Regions from separate parts of the Mus musculus genome. Here regions 1, 2, 3, 4 and 5 are each linked to region 6. The links are chromatin loops, found by intact Hi-C in ENCODE. Cell type or tissue: heart. All regions are shown on one strand. Each heading gives the region's core, and the rest is flanking DNA. Links, peaks and the distances in the headings are about the cores only. Region 1 overlaps Dab2ip (disabled 2 interacting protein). Region 2 has its middle 18 kb from the start of Gm13446. Region 3 has its middle 15 kb from the start of Dab2ip. Region 4 overlaps Dab2ip (disabled 2 interacting protein). Region 5 overlaps Ttll11 (tubulin tyrosine ligase-like family, member 11). Region 6 overlaps Ttll11 (tubulin tyrosine ligase-like family, member 11).

What was found. Peaks named below come from ENCODE experiments on the same cell type or tissue, not always from the same donor. Only the 100,000 strongest peaks of a DNase experiment are listed, where the experiment ranks them.
Region 1: a loop joins it to region 6, with 7 times the contacts of the local background. A loop is called at or near these places in 41 of 42 quality-filtered maps.
Region 2: it touches region 6 in a loop (5-fold over the local background); 30 of 42 quality-filtered maps call a loop at or near these places.
Region 3: a loop joins it to region 6, with 4 times the contacts of the local background. A loop is called at or near these places in 2 of 42 quality-filtered maps.
Region 4: a loop joins it to region 6, with 2.4 times the contacts of the local background. A loop is called at or near these places in 18 of 42 quality-filtered maps.
Region 5: a loop joins it to region 6, with 2.0 times the contacts of the local background. A loop is called at or near these places in 7 of 42 quality-filtered maps.

The regions. Positions count from the first base shown.
Region 1 is chr2:35,647,268-35,652,396 of GRCm38, reverse strand. The region is part of intron 2 of Dab2ip (disabled 2 interacting protein); the gene reads right to left. Among named protein-coding and RNA genes, the nearest start is that of Dab2ip, 28 kb to the right of the region's middle. In heart, for the core only: CTCF peaks have their summits at 735 and 2,508 (motif pointing left); DNase peaks (open chromatin) are centred at 726 and 2,496; H3K27ac peaks cover 940 bases.
Region 2 is chr2:35,537,871-35,542,999 of GRCm38, reverse strand. No RefSeq gene overlaps it. Among named protein-coding and RNA genes, the nearest start is that of Gm13446, 18 kb to the left of the region's middle. In heart, for the core only: a CTCF peak has its summit at 3,258 (motif pointing left); DNase peaks (open chromatin) are centred at 1,959 and 3,249; H3K27ac peaks cover 2,622 bases.
Region 3 is chr2:35,604,904-35,610,032 of GRCm38, reverse strand. It overlaps a transcript of Dab2ip not described here. Among named protein-coding and RNA genes, the nearest start is that of Dab2ip, 15 kb to the left of the region's middle. In heart, for the core only: no CTCF peak of the experiment used is centred there; no DNase peak of the experiment used is centred there; H3K4me3 peaks cover 27 bases; H3K27ac peaks cover 3,083 bases.
Region 4 is chr2:35,727,058-35,732,186 of GRCm38, reverse strand. It overlaps Dab2ip (disabled 2 interacting protein), which reads right to left. Exons shown (of 16, transcript NM_001114124.2): 15 at 4,674-4,761; 16 at 1,193-4,129. The coding sequence ends at 3,962. Among named protein-coding and RNA genes, the nearest start is that of 9030204H09Rik, 90 kb to the left of the region's middle. In heart, for the core only: a CTCF peak has its summit at 2,178 (motif pointing right); DNase peaks (open chromatin) are centred at 2,466, 3,386 and 3,736; H3K27ac peaks cover 2,378 bases.
Region 5 is chr2:35,766,289-35,771,417 of GRCm38, reverse strand. The region is part of intron 9 of Ttll11 (tubulin tyrosine ligase-like family, member 11); the gene reads left to right. Among named protein-coding and RNA genes, the nearest start is that of 9030204H09Rik, 50 kb to the left of the region's middle. In heart, for the core only: no CTCF peak of the experiment used is centred there; a DNase peak (open chromatin) is centred at 2,357; H3K27ac peaks cover 2,227 bases.
Region 6 is chr2:35,904,640-35,909,768 of GRCm38, reverse strand. The region is part of intron 3 of Ttll11 (tubulin tyrosine ligase-like family, member 11); the gene reads left to right. All of the region lies in intron 2 of Gm35396 (predicted gene, 35396), which reads right to left. Among named protein-coding and RNA genes, the nearest start is that of Gm35396, 24 kb to the right of the region's middle. In heart, for the core only: a CTCF peak has its summit at 3,089 (motif pointing right); a DNase peak (open chromatin) is centred at 3,088.

The DNA of each region.
Region 1 (5,129 bases), core at 571-4,570, 260 kb after region 6:
AAGTGCTAACCAATGGGGAACATCCCAGGGGATCTCTGACTTGAGCGGCAAGAAAGCCAAACTGCAAGGGCAGCAGCACCCGGAGTCCCAGGGGCAGCAGGCAGCGTGGCTACATGCCTTTCCACTAGGAAAACAGACGCACTTGGAGATGGCACCACGGGCAATTGTCCTCCCACAATCTGGCAGTTGCAGGTTGCCCTGGGAGTCGTGGCCTCAGAAGGATCAGAGGCAGAAACAAAGTCTGGGCAAGAGCTGATGTTCTTCTGGGGCTCCTAGGAGCTGGTGGGCCAGCTAGACCTTCATCTCAGAGTTGGTAGTCACAGTGGCCACAGACGTAGATTTGAAGAGGTAGCTGCTCCCCACTTCATCCCCATCTAATTAATTTGCTCCCTGTTGCCCCCCTCAACTCCCCTTCACTCCACCAGCCCCTAGCAGGTGCCCGCAGCAGGAGCTGAGGATTCCAAGGAATCAGATGCCAGTCCTGCCCTTGAGAAGGTCATGATCAGCTGGTGGAAGGGAGGCACGTAGTGAATCGTTAGTGACAGAGCGGAAGAGAGGAAGGACATGAGGACACATCCTGGAGCTGGGAAGAGAATGTCTGCCCAGGAAGACCAAAGCAAGGGATGGAAAGGTGGCAAAAAGATCAACCAGTCCGAAGTCAGAGGCTGAGGCAGTCCTTCCAGGCCCTGGATGCCCGGATGCCAGGCTGGAGAGAGAAATGGAGCCACCTGCTCCCACTAGAGGCCATCTGAGGCACTAGGGCGGGGGAGGGGTGTGGCTTCTCTAAGATGTTCTCTAAGCAATCCACAGGCAGTTATTCATCGAGACGTTAGACTTGTGTACGAAACAGATGTCAGTATCTGCCACCTCCACAGAAGGCCTCCTGGCTTCAGAAACAATCCCTGCCCAAGAACTCACATGTAATTACATCTGTAATCCAACCCCAGTGCCATGTGATCACTTTGTATTCACAGCAGGAAAATGTGAGGGAATGAGGGGTGGAGGGTGATGTGGTTCAGTGGTACAGTGCTTGCCCAGCCTACACACAGTCTTAAGCTTGATTCCCAGCACGGTATAAGCCAGGCATGATGGTGTATGCCTGTCCTCTTAGCACTTAAGAGGGGAGGCAGAAGACCAGGAGCCCAAGGTCTGGTCAGTGAACCTAGACACCAGTGAACTCTAGGCTAATAGTGAGAGAGCCTGTGTCTCAGGGAGAGGAAGTGAGGGGAGAGAGGGAGAGAGAGGGAGAGAAGCTGAGAAGGGACCTCAAAGTCAACACACATGTGCACACAAACAAACACTAATGGATACACACATGTGCACACACACAAACAAACACTAATGGATACACACATGTGCACACACACAAACACTAATGGATACACACATGTGCACACAGACAAATACTAACATATACACACTTGTGCACACACACAAACACTAATGGATACACACATGTGCACACACACACAAACACATACACACAGAGAGCAAGAAAGTGGAAACAGGAAGGCGGCATCTGAACCTTACCTCTGTCCAGGCTCCTGATCCAGGAAGGGGATAGGGCCTGCAGGACCACAGGTTGGGTACAAAGAAATAACCTCTCAGGCACTGTGTTGAGCAAGGGAAAGCGGGAGAGGGGAGCATGGATTCCGATGTCAGCTCTGGCCCTTACTGTGTGACCCAGCACAGTGTGCCCCCTCTCTGAGTCTATCATTCCTCATCCATAAGGAGGGGACTAAAAAATGATACTGGCTAGCACAGACTGGCCACAGGCAAGCCATTAAGGTCCATGACTCCTTCCACATCCAAGTGCTGGAGGAAGGAGCTTCAGCGGGCCCTTCCACTCTGCTCAATGTAGTCATCTTAGAAAGCAAAGTGTGTGTGGCCTGGAACTGTAAGGAGGAAATGAACACCACTGCAGTCTGCCTCATGGACCTGCCAAGAACAGGTTTATGATCCTCTACCATGTCACCACAGTCAGTATAGTCAGCCATGCTGAGCTTGGAACCCCGTGCAGAGAACCTGACCCACCATCTGCCTCACCTGGAATGCCCCCCTATTCCCTCCCAAAGTGGTGGAGAAGCTAACAAGGGGCCCAAGGAACCTCTAGGCAATTCAGTATGGCAGGGTCTAACCATTTAGTAGGCCCAGCCTGGTGACTTCAGGGCCCTAACCCTACTTGTCAGCTCACACACTAGCCTTTCACCCTGAGCCTCTCCTGATACAAGCCTGCTGTGGCCCCAAACCTTGGTCCTCCAATGACCCCAAGGGCCACAGTAGAGATCCAGCTCTCTGAAGAAATCGGGCCAAGCCAGCTCAGCCAGCCCCAACTGTCATTGGTCAACCGGATGTTCCCTGACCAGTGTTACTGTCACCACAGATCATCCTGCAGCCTCCATAACTCAATGGCTCCCTGTGGTCAGGGGTACAAACTAAGACCTCAGCTCTCACTAAGAGCCACCCAGATGTCCACTCGCTGCCCTCTGCTGCCTCCCGCTGGTGAGAAAACAGCCTGCAGACAGGCCAGCTCTACCCATGCTACTGTCCCCTTAGAACACTAGCTCTGGTTTCCTAAGCCTCTCACTCTCTCATCTCTCTCCAACTCCTAGTCCCAGCTGCACCTCAGAGCTCTATCAGGGATGCTGTTGCTTTGGGGCAGTAAGGGACAGTGTGAAGGGGGAGAAATAGGCCCCGCTACCTGGGGTTCTGGGCAAAGTATGGGAAGGGTGGACCCTGAAACACAAGCAGCAGGGTTAGACACCGGCTAACCGCCTACCTGCAGGCTTTGAAGCCCTCACAGCTGCCCTGTTTGGAGATGAAGAAAGAGGTCTGGAGACAGGTGACTTACCCACAGAGGGGAGCAGTGGCCCTCCCAGGTGCTCTGTGGGGAGACGTCAGCACTGTCTCCCTGGAGCACAGGTCGAGAGGAAAAGCCTCACACCATTCCACCTCCCCTTCACTGAACCCAGAATGCCACCCTGAATGAGAACGCCTGTAAGGAGCCTGTGACACAGCCCAAGAAGCAGTCTTCACACCCTCACGGTCATAAGGGAGGCCCCGGCAGAGACCAAGGGACACTCTGGAAGGTTCTAGAGCTGCAAAGAAGGTGTGCAGAGCTGTGTTTGTTCCCTTTCTTTCCTCTCCATGTCCCTATCCAAGCTGCCCAGGCTGGGCTAGTGCTTCCTGTAACTGACCAAGCAGGCTCCCACAAGGGCATGTAAGCTCAGGGGATCAAGGCTTAGGTGAGAAGAGCAGTTGGCTTGATCCTTTAACCCATCCTGAATGGCACCCTGACTCCCCGAATAAGCACAAATCCTGTTCATTCAGCCAGGAGATTGTTGCTGCCCCCTAGACCTGCACATCCTGAACAACTCCTGCATCTGGTGGTCTGACCAAAACCTACCTAAAACAGTCCCTCTCTAGAAAAGGGCCTCCTTCTGCAGAAGGCACACATGGCCAGATTGGTAGATCCTTCGGCCACCTCATCCACCTTCTACTCGCCTGTTCACACATAGGGAGACTACGGTAGGGAGAGGACAGAACAGCTGAAAACCTCAAGTGGGTACAAAGTACAAAGGCTTCTGTGCTCCCACTAACGCCCCTCACATTTCTTCTCCCTCAGCTTTTCCTTCCTGCTTCCAGCACGTCACTCGGGACCATTGGTCTGTTCCTGTTTGGGTCTATCTTCCTCTAACTATTGTCTCTTTTGTTGAGAAACTCCTGCATGTCCCTTAAAACCCAGTCATAAAGGTCCCCACTGTAAGAATTCTCTCATCTTCTTTTAGCCAGAGAGCCTTCATTCTGGGTTCCCACAGCACCCCAGGCACCGTCCCTGAATCAGAAACACAGTTTGTGCACAGCCCAACACTAGTGAAAGTGAACCAAGAAGACCTGCTTCTAGAAGCATCCACGCTCAACACAATGCCACGTTTATCTGCAGCTTCTGCAGTTCCCCCACCCCCAGCCTTCCTCTCTGACACTTCTCCATCTCACAAAATATAGCCCTGAGACCTAATTTCAGCCGAACCTTCAAAGTCTCCACTTTCAACTTCCCAAGGAGGGATCAACTGGCTTCCATGTTTCATTTCCCAGACCCTCTGCCACCTCCCACCCCAACCCTGCTAGACTGCTCAAGGTCAATGCCTAGGTGGACAGAGGAAGGAGGAAGGACTGAGCCCACACCTAGAGATGGAAAAGGCCAATGGGCCATCCAGGGTACCACAGCTATCAGCATTTCCTTGTCTCCGGTCAGCCTGATTCTTGGGAACACACTAGGAGACTGTGGCCCAGGAGGGCTTGGCTTGGGTTGACCCTACACCTGTAAACCCCACCACCTACATGGCCTTTCATCTTTGTCTTCCCCCTTCCCAGTACAGAGAAGGCAGACCTGGGTGGGAATCCCAAACACCTCCCAGAGAGAAACAGGCCACTGTGGTCACCTACTCTCAGCCCCTTCCCTATGGGATCTTTATCCCAGGTCCCCTGGGGAGCCACAGCCCCATGCTCACTGCAACTGAGAGTGGAAGCCATGCAGGAGAACAGGGAGGACCCGCAACTCGATCAAGTCACAAAGCTGGCACCAGGCCTTGAAGCCACATTAGAATATTAAGCACAGGGCCATCATCTTCATTTCACACAAAGAAAAATACTGAGGCTCTCTCTAGCCCCACACTCTAAGAGGCTGTCACCCATGTCCCACTTAGCCACCCATGCCCTATGAAACAGCCGTGGGGATAGCGCCTCACAGAACGAGTGAGAACCCTGGGAGGGAACACACAACCCAAACTGGAGATCCACTCTCAGCTGGGTGGGACCTCTGTCAGATCCAGTCCTCTGCTAGTCCTTGAGACCATCTACTCTGACACACAATCTCCCACAGGGCACCTTCTGTGAAAGATGGTGACATCCTGTCACCCAGGTTTGCAATGGCAGCAACAGTGGCAGGTTCATTACAGCCTGTGGTATCTCACCTGCCTCCCCCAGGCAAAACCATGTTCCCAGGCTCCCTCAGGGCCTACAGGGAGCAGCTGCAAGCTGGAGCTGAGGATGCCACGGCCGGAGAAAATAAGTGTTCAGGAATGGGGTGAGGTGGCTCTCCTCCCGATACCCCAAATGCCGTATCTTCT
Region 2 (5,129 bases), core at 774-4,773, 370 kb after region 6:
AGCGATTTATTTATTTATTTTATATATGCGAGTACACTGTTGTTCTCTTCAGACACACCAGAAGAGGGCATCAGATCTCTTTACAGATGGTTGTGAGCCACCATGTAGTTTCTGGGAAATTGAACTCCAGACCTCTGGAAGAGCAGCCAGTGCTCTTAACCACTGAGCCACCTCTCCAGTCCCAGTAGAAGAGATTTTTATTAGCATTTAAAAAAAATTATCTTTGATGTTTCCTTATGCTTCATATTTAAAAAGTCAAAATGTATTCTACACACACATACACATCCTCTTAAAACTTCATTCCGGGTGGGTTTGGTATTTATATTGATCATATCACTGTGTTATTAATTGTTAGTGTCCCTTTCTATAAGTGGCAATCCTAAAGCCAGCGCAGCACAGCGCACCTTGACTCGTTCAAGTCTAACACTAATGAATGTCGTCACCCTCACCACTGATGCAGGTATGAGGGACCTCGGGCCATTTAAAACCCTATTTACCCCACCTGATTCATGTTCTGGTGTCATCTGGAACCATCTGGTATTTGAGTTCTTTCTATATATCACTCTCCACATGGCATTGTTATTATTATTGTTTTGTACAGACAAATTTGTTTAAATTAAGCAGATATTTTCCTCACTGACGTTTATTCCTTTCTTATCTCCACGTTCCTGGCTGGAACTGTTTCTCAGCCCAGCTCATCACTAATTGTGGCGCTGTGCTAGCGATACATTTGTTATTTGAATGAAAGGTCTGTATTTCACCTTCGCTTTCCATTTTGTATGTATGCACATGTGTGCAGTGTATGGGAGTGCGTGCCTGTAGGAGGATGAGCATGTAGAGGTCAGAGGTCACCATCAGAAGGCTTCAGTTCTCATCATAATGTTTGAAACAGGGTTGCTCACCACTCTAGCCAGCACTCATCGATTGGCTAGACTGATTGGCCTGTGGGCTCTGGGGATCCACCCCGCACTCAGGTTGCAGAGATTTGTGACCGTATGCACGCAGCCTTCATACTTGCATGCTGGCGATACAAACTCATATCCTTGTCCTTGTGGGTCAGGTACTTTACCAACTGAGCCACATCTCCAACACTTTGGAAAGGCACTTTCTTTATGCAGCTATATTATTCCAGGGTGTTAAGAAAGAGAAAAAGAGAACAATAGCGGAGAGACAAAGCCAAATGCACGAACGAGCAACTGCATTACATGTAAGCAGACTACATACTACACTAGAAAGACAAACACCGTCTTATTAGGTTAAAAGCAGCAACAATATGTGATGCTTATAGTGGAGGTGTAATAAGCATGCGGATAAAGAAACAGGGAGAGTGGTGGTGAGCAAGCCTTCTATCAGGCAGACCCCAGCAACAGACCCCCTGCTGAAGCAGGCTATGAAAGAGGAAACCCCTGCTAGACCAGGGAAGAATTGATTTATCAAGTAGATACAATTCTAAATTTTCACAAAACTAGTAACATAGCCTCAAACTATATAAAGCAAAAAAATAAAATAAAATAAAATAATAAAATAAAATAAAATCAAGGGAACTAAAAGAAGAAATGAATATACCTTCTTCCACTGACCACTCTCACATTAAAAAGTAATAAAATCTCACATATCTTTCCGGGCATCATTGGAAATCATTCAGGGTTCTTTAGAGGTTCAGAAACAATGGAATGAATACATCCTTGTATATATTACAGAAATTAAGTCAGTTATATTGAAATGCCAACAATTGTTGAATCTTAGCTGAGAGGCTGAGTGCCCAGCAGGGGCTCAGTCCTTGAGGCTGGATGTCTCCCTTGCTCTGCTCAGAAGCTGGGGGACTCCCACAGTGACTCTCACTGGGGACTCTGGCAGAAGTTGCTCACTCCAAAAGTCAGAGTCCCCATACAGCCTGGAGAGCCACTGGTCCCTAATCAGCTATGGAAACCCTGGCCTGATATCAGTGAAGGAAGCAGGAAGTGGGGGCTGCTGTGAGGAGGGCAAATTCACTGGACAGCAGGAGAGGGAGCAAAGAGCTCGTAATCGTCTTCTCCCATGCTCCTTTTCGTCTGGGCTGCTGCCAGCAGATACCACCCACAGTAGAATGTTCACACCACCACCGGGTAGGGGGACACCCCCACCCCCCAGAGGAAGAATTCATTTCTTCTTTTAGTTCCCTTGATTATGATTTTTTTTTTTTGCTTTACATACTTTGAGGCTATGTTATTAGTTTTGTGCAAATTTAGAATTGTATCTACTTGATAAATCAATTCCTCCCTGGTCTATGTTTAGCAGGGGTTTCCTCTTTCATAGCCTGCTTCAGCAGAGGGTCTGTTCCTGGGGTCTGCCTGATAGAAGGCTTGCTCACCACCACTCTCCCTGTTTCTTTATCCGCGCGCACGCGTGTATGTGTGTGTGTGTGTGTGTGTGTGTGCGCGCGCGCGTGCGCGCACACGCTCTCACACTTGCACAGGAGGCCACTTTGCAGGAGCTTTGGGGGTTTTGTTTGGCTGGCTGGCTGGTTGGTTTGGTTTTTTTGGCTTTTCAAGACAGGGTTTCTCCTGGCTGTCCTGGAACCACTCTGTAGACCAGGCTTGAACTCACAGAGATTTGCCTGCCTCTGCCTCCCCAATGCTGGGATTGAAAGCATGGGTCACCACCCGGCTGGTTGGTTTCTGTTTTGAAACAGAGCCTGCTATGTAGCTTAGGCAAACCTAGAGCTCACTTGTAGACCAGGCTGGCCTCCAGCTTCACATAGTCACCTTGCCTCTGCCTCCTGAGTTCTAGAATTACAGGCAAGGGAGATGGGCTGTTCAGGACCAGAGGGTCTTCCTGCCCAGCTCAGAAATTCATCTGTGGTTAGGCCTGGAAGATCCCCTGGAGATAATTCCCAGGGCCATAGGCAAGCACACCACATGGGAGCCTATCAGAAATGGGTCAGGCCATACTCAGACCCTGACTCAAAGCCTGCTTTCAGAAAAGATGTCTAAGTGACTCCTGCATGAAATTCTCGAAAAATAAAATATTACATTTGTAAAATAGAATAAATCATGTTAATTTAAAAAAAAAAAAAGGTTGAGAAGCTTGCCCTAGTAGCCCTCCTCCCATTTTCTAGACCAGCAAACCGAGGGACAAGACACCTCCCAGGACCAGAGCCTCATCCTTGGGACCCTCATTACAGTCCCAGGCTTCCCTGCCTCTCTGGTTACATGCACTTCAGACTCTTCCCTGAGATTCTTGTTCGGTCTTTGCAAGGCCCACGCGCGCCCCCTGGTGGAATCAGGGGGAAACTTCCTGTCCGAGCCCAAAAGTAGGTAAGAGACTTGGCCCCTGGTTTAAAATCAAGGAATGAGGGCAGAGACCAGAGAACAGCGGGGAGCCTGCAAGTCGGGAAGTAAGTAGAGAGATAACTTTTAGTTTGAACAAAGACTGCAGGGTTGAAGTTGGTCCGAGCATCTTCTCTAAGCCTCTGGGGGATGGGGGCGTCCCCCTACCCTGTGGTGTGAACATTCCACCGCCATGGCAGGAAGTGCTTAATGCAAAGACCGAGGTCATAGCTGCAAAACTGGAGCCCAGGGCCCTGCCCAGGCCTGAGCCACTCTTAAGAGGGTTTTCCCCTCCCGCTGTGCAGAAACAGCTTTAGAGCCTTTCCTTACAAGGAGCCAAGAGGCCCAGAGACTTGTGTATGTTAAAATGCCCAAACAGCTAGTGATGAATGGTCCCTTCCAGGTCTGAGTATGGCTGTGACCTAGTTGTTCAGTAAAACACTGGGTTCCATGTGTCCAGGTCTGAATCAAGGCAGGCCTGGGGCACAGGCCTGTAATCTCAGCCCTTGGAGCAAGGCAGGAAGACTGTGAGTTAGAAGCCAGCCCTGTTATATCCTGAGGCCTTATGCAAACAAGGAAACAAAAGAATTATGCTTAATAAGGGCAGCATCTATGCCTACAAATATGACAACTCTGGATACCTCATGTGAATGAAATCATGCAATATTTACTAATCTGTTTGCTTCATTCCAAAGGTTTGCCCACATTAGAATGCTGTGTTTCCCTAAGGCTGAATAATATACCTGTGTGTGTGTGTGTGTGTGTATGTGTGTGTGTGTGTGTGTGTGTGTGTGTGTGTGTGTATCTTAGGTAAGTGTGTATGTTAGGTGTATTAGTTAGGCTGTCGTTGCTGAAAAGAGCTGTCCATGACAGCTCTTACAAAGGAAAACACTTAATTGTGACTTGGATCAGAGTATCAGAGATTCAATCCATGACCACCATGGTGGGAGGCATGGTGCCATGCCAGCAGACATGGTGCTGGAGAAAGAGCTAAGAGTTCTACATCTTGATCCACAGGCAGCATAAGAGAACTGTGAGCCTTCAGGGCAAGGGCTTGAGCATCTAAGATCTGAAAACCTGCTCCCACAGTGACACACTTCCTCCAATAAGGCTATACCCACTCCAAAACAGCCACACCTCCTAATAGGGCCACTCTCTATGGACCACGTATTCAAACACTCGAATCTACGGGGTCCGTTCCTATTCAAACCACCACAGTCCACACCCTGGTCCTTGTAGACTTGTAGCCATATCATAATGCAGAAATGCATTCAGCCCAAATCCAAAAGTCCTCATGGTCTATCACAGTCTCAACAATGTTTAAAAAGTCCAAAGTTCAAAGTCTTCTCTGAGATTCATGCAATCTCTTGACTGTAATTCTGTATAAAATCCAAGTAAAAAAGCAGATCACATACTCCCAACATACAGTGGCACAGGATACATATTACAGTTCCATAAGGGAGGAAAGCGCACACAGTGAGGAGATACTGGACTGAAAGCCAACTGGGCAAACTCCAAATTCTGCATCTCCATGTCTGACGTCAGATCTCCAACCCCTGTCACCTTCATTGACTGCAGCACACTTCTTTTCCTTGGGCTGGTCCCCTCACTGTGAGCAGTCTTCTCGACAGGTATCCAGGGCTCTGGCATCTCCAACACTTTGGAGTCTGCGAGGTAATCCAGGCTTCACCTTCGAAGCTTCACACAGTGGCCTCTGCTGCACATGGACACCCTGACACATGTCTGACCACAGTGGCTTTTCTTAGCTGAGGTAGCCTCTTTCTCTTCTTTTTGACTCTAAAGCTAGAGCCACGTGACTGA
Region 3 (5,129 bases), core at 613-4,612, 300 kb after region 6:
AGACACCCTGCCCTCTCTACATCAGGACACCTTCCCTTCACCAAGGCCAGACTTTAAAGCCCCCACTCACAGAAGTCACTATTACACCAGCTGTCCTTGGTGTGCCTGCCTCTCACCATCCGACCTCTCTCAGCCTCCCTGCAGCAGGCAAGGCTAACAGTTTCTCCCTTCATCCTGTATCTCCAGAGCTCTTCAGGAGCCAGCACACTGTACGCAGGTCCTCAGAAGCCTGAGGATTCCCATCTCCATTCTGTCAACTCCAGCCTTGAGCCTCCCCACATTCGACTAGAACGCAGCATCCCTGGCGATAAATCCAGACTAAGTTGGAACCCACTTCCTCATGGGCTACGGGAGGCTGAAGTGAGTTCACGGGGCTGAAGGAGCCTGGCATGTTCTCTAGCGCATGTGGGATCTGGTATTATTTTTAGGCACTGAGTCAGGGCCATCTAGTGAACAGCCCAGAGGCCTCCCTGACCCACATGCTCTCAGTGGCTCTCTCTCTCCACCTGCTGATCTCCTGAGGCATCGATGCCAGCCTGCAGCCAGTTCCAGAGCAAAGCTCTGCCTAGCTCCGGCTCTGCACACAAGCCCCCTCCCACTCACAGGCACGTGCCTACACTTAGGCACACCCACATGTTCATACACGGATACACACCCGTCCACCCTAACATTCACACTCACGTGCATATGTATGGGTGTGCATCCACAGGCACACTCCATGGCTTCACCAGAGCCCAGTATGAAGCTCTCTAGGGAGGGACAACACTCTGAGGCTCCCGTAAGCAACAGCAGAGGGTAGCCCCACCATAGGGTAAGCATGCTGACAGAAGCTTCTGGAAAGCTGTAGCACCGGGATCCTTCCTCCTGGGTCTCCCCACCCCACATCCACCAATGTAAGGCCTCCCTCCTTCCCCGTGGGGCTGACCATGAGTCCCAACTTCACGGCCAGCCCGGACCTGCACATTATTCTTTCCAAATGGCACACTTGCCTAGGCTTGTGCTAGGACAGGTGTGGCTGGTGACAATGCACAGGGGTTACCCAAGGCCACAGTGTCTCAGCTTGGGGTTCCTATGCCGAAGGAATTCCCCCCCCACCCGCAAAGACCTACTCTGTCAGGCATTAGCAGAGAGAGGGGGAAAAACCTCAACATGAAACCCAATGAGGTCTAGTCAGGCCAGTCACAGCCTCTGCCCCATACTTCTGTACTCATGTGTGATCTCTCTCTCTCTCTCTCTCTCTCTCTTTCTCTCTCTCTCTCTCTCTATCTCTATCTCTCTCTCTCCTATCTCAATGCTCCAGGATTCCCACAACTGCCCTTGGGATGTAGTACCTACCCTGAAGTAAATGGGGGGGGGCAACCCCAGGACCTGGTACTTGAAAGCCCAGGCAAGTTCTAATATGGTCTGGGAAGGGAGATTATGTGTCCCCAAGAGGAGTCCACTATAGTCCTTGTCCCTAGAAAGCTGACACTTTAGTGGCATATGAGGGTTCCCACAGGTGTAGGCAGACAGGGACAGAGGCTGAGGAGACAAAAAAAGCAGAAAGAAGTAACTAACAACTGTTCACGTGGGGGTGGGATAGGATGGGGTGGTAACCCAGGAAGGCTTCCCAGAGGAGGTAGCATGTGAGCTACCTGGCTAGGATTCTGACAGGCAGTTGGCATGGGATATAAGGTGAGCATACTGAGATTTCTTTTTTTTAAAATAGGCTTTTATGTAGCCCAAGCTAGCCTTAAATTCATTATGTAGCTGAGGAAAACCTTGAGCCTTTGGATGCTGGGATTATAGGTCTATGCCACTAAGCCTGGTGTTGTGCAGTGCTGGCAAGCACTGTATCCGATGAGCCATCTCACCAAGCCAGAGCTGAGGTCTGCAGAAGCCTCCCGGCAAATGTCCCCTTCTAGACCGCACTGACGATTTGGGCTTAAGGGTGCTAGTCCGGTCTCATTCATCGGATCACTTAGACCACAGGGGTGCTAACTGTTCCAGAAAGAGGCATTTTCAGGCCAGGTCCTGAGGCTGCCTCTGCCACAGACAGTAGCCCAAGAGTGTCACCGTAGGGTAGAGCCTGACAGGTTTTCAACTCCTACAGGAAAGAGTGTCTTTGAATTACCTGTACAACCTATTCCCGTATTTCACACCACGATGCGGTCAGCCAGGAAGTTCTTCCCCATATCTAACCTACATCTCTCTTGCTGAAATGTACACCCACCTTGCTGTGGAGACAGGAATAACAAAGGCCAGAAGCTGAAATGCCTCACTGGGCAGTCAGACAGCAAGGAAGGGGGTGGGGGTGGGGTCAGTGGGCAGAGATACAACCCCTGGCGCTGAGGAGAATGGACAAGGCCCTCTTTGTGTGCATGATTAATTTATAGGCCTGGGGAGGGCCACGGGAACGTCCTGCGCTGGACCTCAGAGGCTTCCCTGACCCAATTTAGAAGCTGTGTTTATTGTGTCGCTCATGTCAAACCTTCCCGAAGAGGTCTCTATCCCCAGCGTGCTCATGAATTTTCCGGGGGTTTAATCATGCACAATCTGAGAGCAATTTATTAAGAAGATTAAAGCCCCCAAATATGCTTCCGCATGGCAAATTGATCGTCCACCACGGGCAGACGTCCCCCGGCAGAAAGGTCCTTCCGCAAAGTGAATGTGGAAGGCTACAACCAGGGAAGAGGGAGAGTTGTGGGGTGTGGGGTCCCCAAATCAGAGTCGAGGCCAACTGTGTGGGAAAAGGGCATAAAGGACTGCAGGCCAAGGACGTAGCTCACTTGGTACGGGGCTTGCCTGGCATGCATGCGATCCTGGTCCCATCCCCAGCACCTGATAAGCCAGATCCATCTTTGGCCACACAGAGAGGTTGAGGCCGACCTGGGCTACATGAGGCCCTAGCTCAAAAACAAAACAAAAACCAAAACAAAAGAACCCCAGAAGGAAAGAGTGTGAGCAGTGCTCAGAGCCACATCCTGGATTTAAAGACAGTCCATCACTCACAGCCAGTGTCTCCAGTATTTCTCCTCCATGAAGCCCTCTGGGCCACTCACAGTAAGACGGGGATCTAATCCCTCCTTGCAGTTCCTAATGCCCCATCTGAGCCCCTTACTTTCCCACCCTGACCCTGAGCCTCCTGGAGGAGAAGCCCAGGGTTAGGTCCCCCTACCAGGAGGGGGAATTTTCATTCCCACCCTTCCTGGGATGGGGAGCAGCATGGGCCTCACTACAGTAAAGCTGAGTAGAAGACAGGAAGGAGGGGTGGGGTCCCAGCTGGAGTCCTTGGAGGCTTTGGGGAAGATGGCTGCTAAAACCCTGATCTGACCTCAGATGCCAATCGTGCCGCCACAGCCTCAGTGTTTGTCTGATACCTCAGGCCTGGCCTCGCCTCTCCTGACCCTCCTCTCATCTAGGATGCTACCCAGCACATGTTTGTTTCTCTCAGATAATGAATGAGCTAAGCTGAGGGAAACCTGAGCATCCTTGGAGCCAGGTTCTACGCTGAGCTCTAGTGCCCATCTCTGCGCTCGCATACAACCCTACAGGTTGTGTGCTGTTTCCACCTTAAACCTCCCACGAATAACTGATGTACCTGTGCCAGGAAGCAGAGAATGGCTCAAACCCAGAGCCTAACCCAGTACCTCCCACCTTAGTCTTTAGCTGGGACGCCTTTGTCCCCATGAGGACTGTTAGTGGGGCTCAGATCCACTCCAGATCTCTTAGCTAGCCTTCTGCCTCAGTCCCTCTTGTCCTTTCAAGATCAAGGCGTGACCTTGACACAAAAAGCCTGGTCCCCGGACTGCCAGTCCAGATCCAAGCTTCTCTGCCTGGCTTTGGGCCTCCACCTGGCCCCCATGACCTCTGTGCTTTCTCTATGGTCTTCTCTGTGCCAGCTGCTTTCTGGGATCTAGTTCTTCGGTTAAATATGCTTATCACCCCCATGTTCTCATTTCCAAATCCTCAAGATTCAAATGCAATGCAATCTCTGCAAAGCCTTCCCAGGACAGAAACCAAGTTACTCCGGGAGGAGGGGCCTCTCCCTGTTCTCACTGTCTCCCTTGAAGAGTCAGCAGAATGCAGGCCCCTGCTGTACCGCCATCCCACCCCCAGCAGCCCCCAGCAACTCCTGGAAGACAATGTTGTTTGCTCTTAGCAATCAGGTTCATGAAGCAAGCTTATATGGTACCTACTGTGGTCTACCTGACAATGAGACATAGTCCCTGATAATAAGGGTGACCAGAGAAGCCTGTGCCAGCCTGTGGACACAGTTCCCTAGTCACAGAGAGAAGATTTCGTCTTTCTCCCTATTGTGAACCACTTTAGCCTCTGATAATGCCTAAGGACATCTTTATAGAAAAACCTATTTAAAAGGTATAAACTACTAGGGACTGGGACTGGGGGCTGTGGGGTGGTTCGGCACATACAAATATTTGCTGTTCAAAACCAAGAACCTGCATCCTGGTACCCAGAAACCATGGGAACGGGGTGCAATAATGCAAGCACAAGCTTCTGTAATCCCTGCGCCTCTATGAAGAGATGGGACAAGAGGTGGAGGATGCCCAGAGGCCCCTGTGCCTACTAACCTATTGTGAAGAGACCCAGAAACATGCTCATCAAGTCAGCCAAGGAGAGGTGAGGACCCACACCCGAAGGTATCCTCTACTCCCCACACAAGGGCGGGGGCACGTGGGTACCCATACCACCCCTGGCATGAACAAACACAAACAAGCACATATTCATACCACTCATATACTCACCACACACACACACACACACACACACAGCGCTGAAATGTGCTTATCACGCCCTCTCTAAGAACACTGTAATGATGTGCAACTTTTTGACTTGTGTCAGAAATCCCAAGATCTAGAGCTCATAACGACTGCCATCTTCTGAGGTATGATGAGCAAAACCAGTATCATTTCGAGATATCCATAGCTACCCCACGACACGGAAGCCATGATTTCTTATAGAACTACTGCATGGGGAATGCTAGGGCGGCTTATCGCCTACAACGATAATTGCAGGGATTGCGACGTGTAATTGTAATGAGACGTTAGGGGAGTGAAGGCGGGGTGGGATTCTTTCTCATGCTCCAGGGCTTAGTGCTCTGGAATCCATGCAGAGACTCTCTGGGACCC
Region 4 (5,129 bases), core at 358-4,357, 180 kb after region 6:
GGCTCACTTCCCCTTTTCAGCCCTGTGGCTGGTGTCCCCAGGTCAGAACTCACTGGGTTCCATTTCTCCAGAGAATGATGGCCAGCATATAGTACCGTCCTTTCAGGGCTCTGCGGGGCAGCTGTCCTGGCTCTGACTATACGGTTGTCTATGCTTGGGGGCTCCCACCTAAGCCTCTGGGTAGGATCTGGGCAAGCAAACCTTTCCCGTCAGCTTCCAGTTGACAGTTAAGCAATTTTCTTATCTCCTCGGATCTCCTCCCACATTAATCTTGTCAGTACAATGATGTTTGGGGAGGAGACGAATCACATGTGATCAGGAATCCTCATTTAACTGCAAGACTCGTTTCTTTTAAAAAAAAAAAATCCTGGTAGTGTTATCTGCTTGTTTTTTATACATTTCTCACTGTAGCCTAAACTGGCCTCTGGGTAGGCATTTTCTTTATGTTTCGGTGTAGCCAAGTGTAGGCAATTTCTCATTTGCAATCTGACAGACAGATCTGTTCTCACGAGGGTGAATGCTTGATGGTCCTTGCTTATTAGAAGGCCTAAAAACCCTCCAACTGCTTTTTTCTTTTTCTTTTCTATTTTTTAGGGGTCTGGAGGTGTTTTTGTGCCAGTTTGCTCTGGGCTTCTGTGTGTTCTTGCCCTTGTAAGGCTGAACTGCTCATGTTCAACCCAGGGTTATCGCACATCAGAAGACAGGATCCCAAACACTGACAGATGCGGGACAAACCGCTGGGGACGCAAGGCACTCACTCATCCAGCAGGTACGGCTGAAGTGCTCTCAGTGAGTTCATTTCCAGCTCAGGAAAACCTGACCCTAAAAACCAAGCACTAGATGCGTGGGGTCAGCCAGCCTTAGCCTCCCCTCACTGGTAACCCTGGGCAGAGCAGAGCTCAGCTCTTCTCTCATCAGGTTGCAGATTAATAGGGTCGACCTAGAACCTCTGCAGCAGGAAGCATGGCAGCTCTCAGCTCCCAGGAATCACTGGGGCTCCCAGCCTGTGCAGGTCGGGAGGGCCTTTAAGAGGTCAGCTGCTCCACTCCCAAGCACAGGGCTTTCCACAGAGAGGAGGGGCAGTCCCAGGTCACCCAGGTAGGGGTCATGACTAGAACAACAGTATTAGGTCAAGATCCAGTTACCTGTAGGAAAACAAGCCAGGACACAGATGAAGAAAGGCAAGTCAGGCTTAAAATAGCTAAATAAATCTTTAATATTTCTAATTGCAAATGTACAGAAATTGCACAGCCACACGGAGTCTTCGAACACCAACAACTTCTCTGTACATTATTACAGGGTTAAAAGTCTCGACTGGAGGGAAGGGCTCCGGCCGATCCAACCTTTGCATTTTTCCTTTTCACATACTTACAAAAGGGGGAGCTGGGCACAGTGGGGGATCGGGTAGCCTTGTGGCCGAGTATATAGAAAAGAGGGGCTGGTTCCCTGGACAGTCTGGCTCCCAGACCTATGAGTATGAGGGAGGAGTGTCCCTCGGGCAGGTGCTGGGGTACACGTTGAGCTCTGGCCCTGGTCCCCACCCCTACTCCTGGGCAGTCAGAGGTCTTCACTCAGAGGAAGTTTGGCAGTTTCCTTCACCCTAACACACAAGTTGAACAAAAAGGTCAGGTGTCTGTGTTGGCAAGGGTGGGGCCGCTCTCTCCATCAGATCTTGGGTGTCAGTGGCCAGGGTCTTCCCAGAGCAGGGCCTCTGGCAACTCCAGCCCTTGCTGTAAGCAGAGCTCAGACGCCCCAAGCCGTTGCTGTGGGCAGGAGGATGCTTTACTGGCCCCACTGGGGCATTTGCCCCCATCAACCTTCCACCCAAACAGCATGCTTGAAAGCCAACGAATCAATGCCCCGGGCAGGAAACAGACAGACAGACACCTAGACTGCAAAGCTCTTTGTCCTGCCCAGCACCGTTCTCCAGGCTCTAATATCAACCGTGAGAGCAGTGTCCTGGCCAGCCCTCGCAGCACCAGGACTAAAGGACTATGTACATCCCTTGGGTGAAATAGTTCCATTACAGTCAAACACCAAGAACATTTACAAAAAAAAAATTTACAAAAAAAATATTGCAGACTTGCAATTAAGATAAAAATCTGTGGAGAGTCTGTACACTTTTACAGTTTTTGCACTAGGTAAATAAGGCTCTCGGCCTGAGAGCTAACAACCCCACCAGAGGGGGCCATTGCATCTGGCCCTGCGCTCTCCTGTCCAGGCCTGGGGACCTCCCCATATTGCTAGGAGGCGCTCAGACAGAGGTCACTTTACGAGGCATGGGCGAGAGTGTGGGTGAGGAGGAAAACAGGGCTCCCTGGGCAGTGGAAGGGCAAGACCCAGGCCAGGCCAGGCCAGGCCAGGCCCTGCCCAAGAGGCCACCCCTGCTGAAATGCATGGGAGCAGGGGTGTGGACAGGAGTGGGGCAGGAAGAGGCAGTGGCAGGCCCTCAGCCCCACCTCCTTCCTTCCTGAGGTCTCTGACCCTTGATAGCCACGCCCTCTCCCAGCATTGGTCTGCAGCCTAACTGGGTTCTTTTACCCTTGCCTGTCCATCGTGGACTGAGGACAGGGCGCAGCCTAGCTAGGCCACACCTCAGGATGTCCACGCTTTCTAGTGAGGACTCTAGGAGCATTAAGTGCAGCTTGCCTAGCCCCATTCTGCTGCCTGGGCAAAGCCTAGCTCCTGCCCTAGGTGACTCAGAACCAGGGCTTGGAATCTAGAGTGTGGGAACAGATGGGGACCCAAGAAAGACCCAAGCTCCTGCCCTTCTCTGTCCCACAAAGGGGGGGGGGGGAGGGACAGATATGCTACAGAACAGCCTAGAGCTGGGGAAAACCAGCCCCAGCTGTGGGGGATGCCCCTCCCTGCCTGCAGTGCCTGGGTCCTTGGCTGGGGCTGGGAGGGTGAGGAGAGGCGACTGCACACGGGGCCTGGTGCAGGCTGCTGCTGTCTTGGAGAGGGAGCAAGTCTAACATCCTCCAGGGCCGCTATTTCCCATGCAGTGCGCTCGCTCAATTTAAAAGGCCCCTGTGTTCCAGCAAGCGAGCAAGCGGGCTTTTGTTTCTAATGCATACTGTGAAAGGAAAAAAAATCACAGTTATCCACCTTCTCAGGGCCGGCAGGCTTTAGAATTCTTTCTTAAACTATCAGAGAAGAGAGATCACCTTTGCAGGGTGAGCACTGGCTGGCCTCTCCCCACAGGGCCACTGTGCAGGCCACACTGGGACCCTGGAGAAGGCAGCTACAACGCATGGTGCAACCTGGCCACCTCTGCCCAGCTCTCTGGCTTCTGGAGTTCCAAGAGCATGAGCCAGGCCCGCATGTGAAGTGTGGGAAGCTATGGCTCCTCCCACGGGTATGAGGGCCCAGCAGAGAAAGTGCAGTGCTGTCTGTTTGGCAATGCAAGGAAGGAAGGGAAGGAGGGTGGAGGGTGTCACGTCTGGGATGGGCATAGGACCGAGGTTCTGTTCTTCAGTTCCTCACCCCCTGGAAGGGTCCCTGACCAGCTGCATGCAGTGGCAGGGGCTCAGGGCAGAGATGAACAGGGGCCACTCTGCCTGTCAACTACTCCATCAGGTCCTGGGGGCCATGGGAAACCCACAGCAGTGGCCCCTAAACCTTCCTTGAGCCCTTTGCAGGTAGCTTCCTCCATGGGAAAGGGTAAGGAGGGGTACATGCACCTGGCTGCTCAGAGAGAAGGTGCCACATACCAAACTCAACAACCAGAGACACATTCGGCAGGCCTCCCTGCAGACTGGCCCCACTCCCCAGTGCAGTCTCCGCTGCCTCTACCCACACCCACTGTTCAGGTGGGCAAAGAGAAGGGGGGCCACTGTGCCCTCAGTCTCACGCTCCATCAGTCTTACGCCCCCTCCACTGCAGGCTAGCCTGCAACTGTGGGAGTCTCCTGACGGAGACCCTGTCCCGGGCCACCACAGTCCCCCTCTCCTCAGGCAGGTTAACAATTGCTGCTGTTTCTGAACTCGCCGTTCTCAGTAATCTGCAATTTGGTGGGGTTGGTGGGGGAGACGCCGTTACGGGCTTGCATGCTGTACCTCTCTTTCAGCTGTGTGAGGGCACTCATGAGGCGGGCATTGGCAGCATCCAGCGAGGCAATGCGCTTTTCCTGTGGGCAAAGAGGGCATTAGTGATGCTTGAGGTGGGCTCTAGCCAGCAGTAGCCAGCAGAGAGCACCACGACAGGCCAGAGAAGTGTGTTAGGCCCAAGCTGTGGAGTAGCTGGGCAGGTTCTGTGCTATCACAGACTGGGGCCTTATAATTTGCCTCCTACCTATACAAAGCTAAAGCGGAGCTATAGCACCTGAGCTCGAAGGCAGAGCCTTTCCTCTCACACTGTCACACACCCAGAGCTCCTTCCTAGGCTATGTAGCTTACACTCTAACCAAACCTGCCAATTCTTGGGGCATTCAGAGAAAGGGACACAGCTGTGAGTGAAGGGGCTTGGGGACCAGAGCCCTTCTGCCTAGCCTTCTTTCACCTTCCTAGTCCTGCCTACTCCACTTCCATAAGTCCCTGGTTAGCATCCTCAGAGCCCAGAGACCTTGGTTCCTGGTCCATGGTTTTTACACTGAGGTGTAACCAAGGATACCAGAGAAGCTAGTTACACTCGAACTACCCCAAACTCTGTAACACTGTAGCCAGAGCCCCAACCTGGGCATCGATGATCTTCTGTTTGGAATCTACAGCTGCTTGCATCTCTGCATGATCCTTCTTCAGTTCTTCTTCCACTGACATCAACCTGTGAACAGAAATGCAGAGTCAGGAGCACTAGGAGGAGGAAGTATACTGTGGGGCCTGTGGGAAACCATCCTATCTAGAACTGTCCCCCAAGCAGTGGCATGGCTGGGCTACCCTGTCTTGACCTCAACTCTCCCTCTGCAACTCTGCTCTCTGGGGCTATTTCCATTCCAGTGCACTTCTAAGACCCAAGGAATGTCATGTTATAGGATCTGTGGCAGAGGATATGGTGAAGGCTCTAGAGAAGGCTCTAGACCCCCTTCTATCATGTTTCCTGAGGTGGTATGGACTTTGTGAAGGCACAAGGTTCAGGGGCTCACTACACCAGGAACTTCACACTAGGTTGTAACTACAGCCTGCACAGCAGCT
Region 5 (5,129 bases), core at 602-4,601, 140 kb after region 6:
TGTTCTAAACAGTCTAACGTGGCTTAGCTCCATTTTCTTTTAAACATCTGGGAGAACTCACAGTGAGGAGCCCTTTAGGGCCTGGTGCTTTTTGGGGGCAGGGAAAGCTGTTAATTATTCATCAACTTTCTCTAGGAGCTATTAAGTTCGTTGGATTATGAGTTTCCTTATGTAAATTTTGGTAAATTGTCACCTGAATTACTAAATTCACAGGCATAGGTGTCATCCATGACGCTCATGCGTGGCCCTAGGTGGGGGGTACACTTCTGATGCTAACATTAGGACCCTTGCTCTGGTTGCTGATATTAGTAATGTATAATTAGTAGTTAGCGATCTTCTTTTTCTCCTCAGTTAAGCTGGCTAGAGGCTCATCAGTTCTATTGATCCCCCATCCCCACCCACAAGGATAAACTCCTCTGTTTTATTGATTTTTCTTGTTGATTTCGTGTCTAATTTCATAGATTTGTTTTCTGATTTTTACCATATCTTTGGCCATTTTGAATTTGCTCTTTTTCTGTTTCCTAAAATAAGACTTTTTTCTTTTCCTGTAAGACAGGATTTCTCTGTAACCCTGACTGGCTTGGAACTCACTGTGTAGACCAGACTGGCCCCAAATTCACTTGTGCCTCCACCTCCTGAGTGCAGAAGTCAAGGCTGTGAGTCACCACACCCAGCCTGAAAACATTTCTTTTTCCAATTTCAGAACGTCTTGCCTAATCCATGTATTTGATTCTGCAAATCTGACTACACTGTGTCCCACACACTTCAGTGTGTTCTGTTTTCATTTTTATTTAGTTCAAAATATTTTTAACTCTCTTTCGAGCCCTCCTTTCTGAGAGTTTTATATTTATCTTGCCTGGGCCCAGGCTGTGTTCACTGTGCTGTGGCTGCCGGTGCCAGAGGCCTGGGTTTCCTCTTATGCCATTGGCTTTATTTTTCTCCCCCCATTGCCTTTGGGTTTTTCTGAAGTCTCCTTCCTAAATGGAGCCTGATAATCCCCCACCTGTGTGCTGGGGTCCCGGGCTGAGCCCGGGCTTCTATTGCTGTGGAGAAGCAAGGTAACCAAAAGAAAGATGGGGAGGGAAGGGTTTATCTGGTTCACACTTCTGCATCACAGTCCACCGATGAAGGAAGTCAGGGCAGGCATCTGGGGCATGAGCTGATGCAGAGGCCATGGAGGGGTGCTCCTTAGGAGCCTGCTCATCATGCTTTCTTATAGCGCCCAGAGCCAGGGCTCGAGACATGGCTCAGTGGCTGAGAGCACTGGCTGCTCTGCCCAGCACCCACATGGCAGCTCACAACGGTCTGCAACTCTAGGCCTAGAGGATCTGACACCCTCACACAGACATGAATGCAGGCAAAACCACAAATGGGCATGAAATTAAATACATTATTAAAATACAAAAAGACAGGACCACCAGTCAAGGGGCCCCACCACCCACAGTGGTCTAGGCCCTCCCACATTAATCATTAATTTAAAAAACACAGTCAGATCTTTTGGATGCAGTTTCTCAATTGACTCTCTGAGGACTCTAGCTTGTGTCAGGTCACAAGCCAGGTTTATTCTACATCCAAACCACAAGAGCCTTCCACTTGGGTGGGGAAGATAACCCACCAGATGCCGACATTGACACAATGGTGACCTGCGAGGATGAGGCAGGAGGATCACAAGTATAAGGCCAGCCTGGACTACCGTGGGGCCCCGGGAGCCTCTTCCATGAATGCACGGCCCCCACCTGGAACTTGGGCACACTCAGCTCCATCAGTCAGCACCTACCATGAATGTGTCTCACGAATCACTGGCAGAGGCTTTCTGTGGAATCTTGCGATAAAGCTGGGCGTCCTAAAACTCAAAAGTGCTATCTGATCGGTCTGCACGTGGGCTCTCGGAGGGTCCCAGCTAGACCAAGGTCTCCAGCAGAGAGCACAGTGCCAAGGTTTCCTTCTCAAGTGTGCATTCATTCCACTGGAACAGAAAGTCACAGGGCTTAAAGCCCGAGCCCCAAGTTCTCCCAGGGTGTGAGCGTGTCTGGTCACCACTGTGGGCAGAACTGTCACCAGCATCTAGCAGGCAGTGGCTGGGGATACTGCTAAACCCCCATGATGTCCTGGGCAGCCCCAGCAAAGAGCTACTCAGCTCCAAATGCCAATAGCAACACCATTACCCCCTTGGGCTTCAGAAAAGACAACCACTGAGTCTCTCAGAAGTTCCCTGTACCCCCACCATGGCTATGCGCCACAGCTGCCATCCAGGTGAGGGTGAGGGAGGTTGTGGAGCCTCCCAGGAAGAGTGCACATCCCTGCTGGGGCAGACCTGACATCACCCAGCAGCTTCTTGGTGGCTGTGGGCGTCTCTGCCCCTGCTTTTCCTGTTCACTGCTTAAAAAGAGGAGGGAGCCTTATGTAATCGCAGCCTCATAGAACCTTCTGTCATTTTGGCACCCTTGGGCTGGGAAAACCCCCTCCCTCCTAAAATCCCATGGGGCATGGAATTCTTTCTTTCTGTTCTAAGCAAGCTCTACAGGTTACAAACTGGGCAACAGCAGAGTGAAAGAGCAGCCTTTGAAGGCACCTCTGCTGGCTGTCTGCACTCTCTGCATTCCCATCCCCCATCCCTCCACCATTTTCCCCTGCCATGGGCACCTTTATTATAGACTGCTGGTCCCCATCTCTACCCCCCTGCTCAGATGTTTCTGCCTGCCCGGAATTCCTCCCATTCCCACCATTTTAACAGCCTTGACCAGACCCTGTGAAACCCTTCCTGCCTAAGAGTTCCTGCAGTGCCCATCCCTGATATCAGCCCCAGCACTCCCTCCCCTCCCCTCTCCTCCCCTCTCCTCCTCTCCCCTCCCCTCCCCTTCCCTTCCCTCCCCTCTGATACCCACAAGTGCCTTCCTGCCAGATCCTGGTTCTCTTTGGGGGCCTGTGACTTAGTTCTGTGAAGTAGATGTGCTCTAAAATAGATGTGACTAAGCGTCCACAGGAACAGGCGGCTCTTGGTTCTCAGAGCGGAGGCTTCCAGTCCCCACAGTGGTTTCCAGGCACTCCTTAGGCACTCCTCGGGCTCTCTGAGGCACGTGGGATGGATCTCGAGGCAGTCACTTGCTCTCTCCATCCCGGGCAGCACCACCTGGCAGCCACCAGCTGCCATGCTAAGGGTGTGTGACTAGAGAAGATGACAAAATCCTAAAGTTCAAGTCTCTCCTCACTTTCCCCAGTGCGCTCCAGGACAGGATTGTGCCCAGGCACCGTACAAGAAAGAAACTGGTTTTTCAGATTTTCGTGCACTAATAAAATTACCTTCTCTAAAGAAGGCAATTTGCATGTTAATGTTTTGGGTAATTCTGTGCAGCTCCAATGCCCCCAGGGCTGCAATTTCTCTCTGACAGGGTGACAAAAATAAACTCCAGCATAAAGGAGCATTTCCCTTCCTGCCTCTGAGCTCCATGTGACGTTCTAATGCGAGTCAAGCTGGAACCCACTGCTCCATCTTCTGACACTGATCTACCTCCTTTCACCTCTCAAGTGACAGGCAGGCTCTGAAGAGCGCCTCGGGGTTGTCTCCTTGAGGACAGGGCTGGGACCCCTTGTGAGTGGACATCACCCCTACAGCCCACCTTCTCCCCCGAGGCCCAGCCTTCAGCTTCTCTAAATTCTCAAAGGTGCAGCTAGGTAAAAGGGCACCACCCACCATCTTGGGGTGTAGAGGGCCACCACATGGGTGTATGGAGTCTATGCAGCTGCCCTGCAAGGGACACGCTGTCCCATCAAGCTTGGGTCCCTCTGGTGACTTAATGAAATCAGGAAGGGAGCTTAATTCACAGGTGTCTTCTCCAGGCCAGACACATTGGTTACACATACATACATACACACACACACACACACACACACACACACACACACACACACACACAGAGCCTACCTGAGGCACTTCCCGTCTTCATGCATAGTGACTGATAGCCCAAGTAGGATGACAGTTGTGCTGTGTGTCACACAGGTGTTGCTCAGAGCAGCCAGGCAGACATGTAACACAGAAAACTTCCTGTAACCTAAGTATTATAGATAGATAGATAGATAGATAGATAGATAGATAGATAGATAGATATAATTCTGTAAAAGAAAATACCTTTCAATGAGCATAGCATAGAGTGATTTCTCTCAGGAGGTGGATCAGGGAGGTGCAACTGAAAAAAATAAACTCACTATGGTCAATAGCAACTGAGATTAGAAAGATGCAACGAGTCACCAGGCGGGATGCAGGGACAGGGCATTGTAGGCCTAGAGAGTGTTCTGGAGACAGAATGGGGTGGAATGGTAGGAAGGGAACACTGCTGTTCAAACCCACTAGAGAAAGGGATGAGGGACTTAGGAGAGTGTGGATTCCCTCCTGAGTTTCAGTCAGGGGAATGCAGGGCTGACCTGGTCTCTATTAGGCAGTTTCGGAGGCAGGAGGGCAGGTGAGGTGGGCACAGGTGTCCCACAGCCCGGCAGAGGTCAAACATCCCAGCAGGTGGAGAGCTTGGCTTGCTGTGTTTGATGTACAGAATGAAGTGTTTCAGGAAGCTGAGGTTGTAGGAGAGAAGTTTCAAAACTGACCCGGGGTTTCTGACTCCTGAAAGTAGGTAGGTGGAGGTGCCATTTATCAAGGTAGGTAAAAAAGACAGGATAGGAAAGCCCACAACAGATTCTTTGAGATGCTAATGAGGTATTCCAGAGGCAAAAGCCCCTGTGGCCTGCAGATAAGGACTGGGAGGAATTTAGATGGCATTTCCTCACTGGAGGTATTTAAAACTCAGCTAATAAATGACAGGGAGGACAGGGAAGGGGGCAAGGGAGGAGCACCCTGAGGACCCCAGCACAAGGGAACCAAGCAGCCAAGGGGGCAGGGGGATGGGGAGCTGCCACTCAGTGGATGCTGCAGAGGGAAGCTGACAAGAGGTGAGAGGTGGAAGGGGAAGGAAGACACCCACTCCTTCAAAAAGCTGTGCTAGACCTGAGGGGCCCAGAGCGGTCCTCTCCTGGGCCTGGAAGGAGGGTGCTGCAGAGGCGTGCCTGCACCTGGGAGGTTTGGCTGAGAGGGATGGGTTGAAGAGAGAAGAGGAAGAGATAGATGGCACCTCAGGCAGCCT
Region 6 (5,129 bases), core at 803-4,802:
GCCTCCGCGCAGCTATCGATGCCCCTGTTCCAGGCCATCAGGACTCTTGTGGCCATGACACTGTCTTTTGTCAGTCTCAGCCTCCCATGTGGCAGTCTCCAGATGAAGATCATCAGTTGCCTGCAGGTCAAGTTCTGATAGGACATGCCTCTGCGGCAGGCGTCATCACCTGCTGACTTTGCAATAAGTATGTCTTCTATAGGCATGAGAGAGTATTTGAACACTTGGTCTCCAGTTGGTGGCAGTGTTGGGGAGGTTCAGGAGGTACAGCCTTGTTGGGGGAGGTATATCTCTAGAGGTAGGTTTGGAGAGTGTAAAGAAGCCATTTCTAGTGTGTGCTCTCTGCTTCCTGTCTGTCACTCAAGATGTGAGCTGTCAGCTTGTTCTTCAGCCATCACTCTCTTCCATAAGTCGCCTTGGTCATGGCGTTTAGCACAGCAACAGAAAAGTAACAAAGACATGAAGTGACAGTAAGCACTTCCCAGCTGTTTCCTTTTTGTCCCAATATCTGGATCATCTCCTCCCCTGCTCCTGCTAAATCTCCCTTCCTCTTAGCTCCCTAACAGGACGTTGGAAGTCATCGGCCCACGAGGCCCTGGTTTCTTCTCACTGCGATGAGATGCTTGATCTAAATAACGGAAAGGAGGAGGAAGGACCTGGTGAGGTTTAGGTACACAGCTGTGTATTTTGCCTCCAGAATGTTGCTCAAGCATTTCCTCTCTGTCCTTGGACATCTGCCTCCTCCAGGACATTTTCTATCTCGCAGCTGAAGGATCTTCCTGTAATCATACACATCAATTAGTTTCTTCCTTCTCGAAAGCACAAAGTTGCCACCTTTGCAGAGTATCATCATCCTGACTCCCCAAAGGGATATTCATCAAGATTCTTTCCAATCAGGCTTGCTTCTCATACTCGGGCATGAGCTTTTCCCTTTGGACATGGATTCTAGAATCTGACTGCCTGGATTCAAACCCTGGCTTCACACCCTATTGGCTGTGTTACTTTTGGAAGGTTAATAGACATCTCTGGCCCTCTATTTTCTGGTCTATAAAATAAGATGGTTGTGAGGATTAAATGAGATGCAGTGTGCAGAACAGGGCCTGAACCATAGTGTCTTGAGTGGCTCCTATTTAGCTCGTGAGTGGGAGTCTTGTGTGACCCCCATGAGTGTGAGTCTTGTGTGATATCTTGAGTGGGAGTCTGTGTGATCATAAGTGGAAGTCTTGTATGATCTCATGAGTGGGAGTCTTGTGTAGCCTCATAAGTGTGAATCTTGTGTGATCTCCCGAGTGGGACTCTTGTGTGATATCATGAGTGGGAGTCTTGTGTGATCTCTTGAGTGGGAGTCTTGTGTGATCTCTTGAATGGGAGTCTTGTGTGACCTCATGAGTGGGAGTCTTGTGTGATCTCTTGAGTGGGAGTCTTGTGTGATCTCATGAGTGGAGGCTTATGTCTATTCCTGACATTAGTGGTCATTCTCTTGCTGTTCTCCACCATTGGCAGTCTCCTGAATGTCTTCTGTTCTCTCCTGCTTTGCCATCTACTCAAGTTGTTCTTTGCAACCACCCTCATCACCTCCCACTTTGCCTCTCAGATGGCCCGTGTTGCCCTTCTTGTTTGGCCTGGGTCACCTACATGACAGCAGCTTCAGTCTTAGCTGGCCTCAGGAATTGTTGTGTACATCAAGAGTTGGAATTTCCCTTGAGTCTCAGACCTCACAGCTGTTGGACTGGTCCCTTGTGTCCTGCCCAGTACACACTTTGTCTATCAGAGTCTTGTTTGTCCTGAAGATCCACAGCCCGTTCCCATGACACCAATGGCCTGCATTGTTAGAATGAAACGTAGGTCTTCCAATGTGACAAAACATGGCTCTAACTATCTTTGACATCTCTGGTGTCATCATAATTCAGAACTTGTCCCCATGCTTTCCCCTTGTTGCTAATAACGCTCTGTGGCTTTCTAGTCTGGCTGCTGAACTTCCTCCCTCCAGGTGCTCTGCCTTGCTTCTCACACAGGCCTTGCCTGCTTGATGCAAACTCGTCATAAATCTCCCGTGCAAATCCCTGAGCTCACAGGTCACCCTGTGTGCTGATGGTAACGCACAGCATGATCTCTCTGGTGGTTCCATGAATGTTTGTGATACAGCCTCCAATAGAGAATCCCCTGCTTAGCACTAGTTAGCTGGTTGAGCCCCAGGACCTTCTAGTAAACCCTCAATTTTATAGGTGAACATGGCAGAGCACAGAAGAAAGTCCAGTGACCTTCCATGGTCACATGACAGGCAGAAATATCCTAGCAACACTGGAGCCAAAATCCAGATTTTTCTGGTTTACACTTCTTTCAACTCAGCGAAGGCTAATTGGTGCAAACACACATAACAAAAGTTTACCAGCTTTGCCTATTTTTTCTTTTGTGTGGCAGGGAGGGTACACGTATGTTTTCACATAGATGTACGCACACGTATGTGTGTACACATGGAGACCAGAGACTGCTGTCAAGAATCTCTGAGCTAGTCCTTGGTGTTAGCTTTCCAGACTACCTGGAGTTCATCGCTTCCGCTATGCTGGCCAATCAGAGAGCTGCTGGGATCTGCCTGTCACAGTGCTGCCCACCCCACCCCGATTCTGGCATTATAGGCACATGCCACATGCCCAGCTTTTTATCTGGTTGCTGGGGCTAGAACCTAGGCCCACATGCTTGGGTGCAGGGACTCTATCAGCTTCATAATTTTTGGAGGGTAAAGTTCAGTGGTACAAATATTGCCCAATCCAACTGTAGAATTTTTAAAACCTTAAGTAACTGAAATTCTGTCCTTATTAAATTGCTAACTCTACTAACCACCCCACCCCACCCCCAACCCCAACCCCTTCTATTTCTGTATTCTTGCCACTTCAAATTCTTAAGAATTTGACTTCTTGGGGACCTTGCACAGTGGGATCCTAAAGTCCTTTTGGTTTTGTGTTTGGCTTGTTTCTCTGCACAGAGTGCTCAAGGTTTTGGTCTTATCATTCCCTTCCGTTTTCAGGCTAATAATATCCCACTTAAGTAATGTTGGAAAGCCAGGCTTTCTCAGACGCCTTTCCAGAATACCACTAGGGGGCAGTAAAGGTGCAGAAAATTTTCAATAAGCCTCCTGAGTGCCAGGCAAGCCAGCCGGCATCCCCTATGTATCTCTTTCAGCCATCCGAGTATACAGTTACAAGATAATGGATTTCACATCCGACAGCAGAGTTGGATAAACCAAAGATACCATCAGCTGTAGTTTAAGAGCCGTCTTCCTCACATTCCGGCCAACACTAAGGCATAGAACTTCATTTCAGACAGTGGCTTCAGATGCTATTTTGGCTTAATTAATTCACTTTAGTCCGGTGGTTCTCAGTGCACACGACAGAATCACATATTCAGGCTTCAGCCAGAATCGTCAGAGTTTCAGTGGAAGGTGAGGGTGAGGTTGGGCCCAGAGACAGAAGCTATATTTAGCTTCAGTCGTTGAGTGGAAAGATGTCTGTTAAGCAAAACCAGAAAGGTTCAGAAGATAGGAATTCTGTTTTTTTTTTTTTTTTTTTTTTGGCTAAAGTAATGGCTGAGGGGACTGGAAATATAGCAACCTCATTTCCTAGACCCAGCACTTGTATGTGCATATGTGTGGAGGTCAGAGGTCAGAGGTCAAATGTCAAAGCCAACGGTCCTTCTCAATTGCTCTTTACCCGTTTTAAGACAAGGTCTCTCATTGTGCCTGGAGCCCAGTGGGCAGCCAGCCCTGGGTTCCTCCTGTCTCTGCCTCCCTAGATCTGGAATCACAGTGTTACACCACCATGTCTAGCTTTCTTATGTGGGTGCTGGGGGTCACACTTAGGTCCTGCCTGCAGAGCAGTTAGTGAGCCAGGCTGTGGCACTTTTGAACACATTAGGAACCCAGACTGAAGATTTGGGGTTGGGGTATCCCAGACAGCTCAGGATTCAAAGACACAGTTCCAAGACAGCCATGTTCAGGGTGAGGTCAGAGCCCAGATATTAGTAATGGCTGAGATATTAAAGTCTTTGGCTGATTAGTAGTGGCGCACGCCTTTAATTCCAGCACTTGGGAGGCAGAAGCAGGCGGGATTTCTGAGTTCAAGGCCAGCCTGATCTACACAGAGAAACTCTCTCTTGAAACAAAACAAAACAAAACAAATCAAAACAAAACAAAACAAAAAGTCTTTGCTATAGGAATCAGAAAAACGGGTCTTTCATTTTATCTTATCAAAAATAAAATTGTCACAGGGAACCTGAGGTGGGATCAAAGACCTAGGCTCTCACCCCACCTGCCTCGCTAGCCAATCATGGGACCCCAGGCGGGCCCCGCCCCTTCCCTCAGCCTCAGCCTCCCCTCTGCATTATGAGCAGATGGGATGATGTCGGTCTCCGAGGATCCTTTTGGTTCAGAAAATTCAACGATTCTCTTAGAATTAATAATCTTGATTTGTAATGACTCTGGCACAGAGAGGAAGAAATATTTAACACTGTAATGAATGACAGAGACTATTGACCATGTAGTTTAATTTATTTAAGGCACATACCCTGAATTCAAAGGAGAAAATATCACTCTGATAATATATTGAACTGTTAGTATCATCGGCCTAGCAAAAGCTTTCTAGAGGGAAAAATTACCCACCAGTGCAAACTTGACATTTTTCACTTGCTGATCCACGGCTGTCGTTCGTCCATAGCAGCCATGTTTGCTGTAAAGGCTGTGCGTGTGGATGCTTCGGATGAATATTAAATAATGACATAAGCGTCAAGGTCACTGTTGCAGGAAAGGCTGTGAGGAGGTTGGGCCTGAGAGGGAGCCCGCATTGATCTCTTGTGAAGTTCTGTTCTGGAATCCTGCTGACGTGGAGGACACAATTGATGGGAGCCATTATCAAGGCTGTAAGTGTCCCTCCATTGTTAAGGATCTTTTACAAGACCCAGGAATCGGCAAAAGCTTCAGCTAGAAATATAGGCCAGTCAAAGAGATAAGTGCATTCTAGAGAGTGGGTGGCCTGGGTCAGGCTTGCACAGCGAAGGCAAAGGCTGACGGGAGGCCAGCGCCAGACCATCATCGACTTCTCCTGCAAGTCGGGCACTGCTCCTGGGGATGGCTCAGA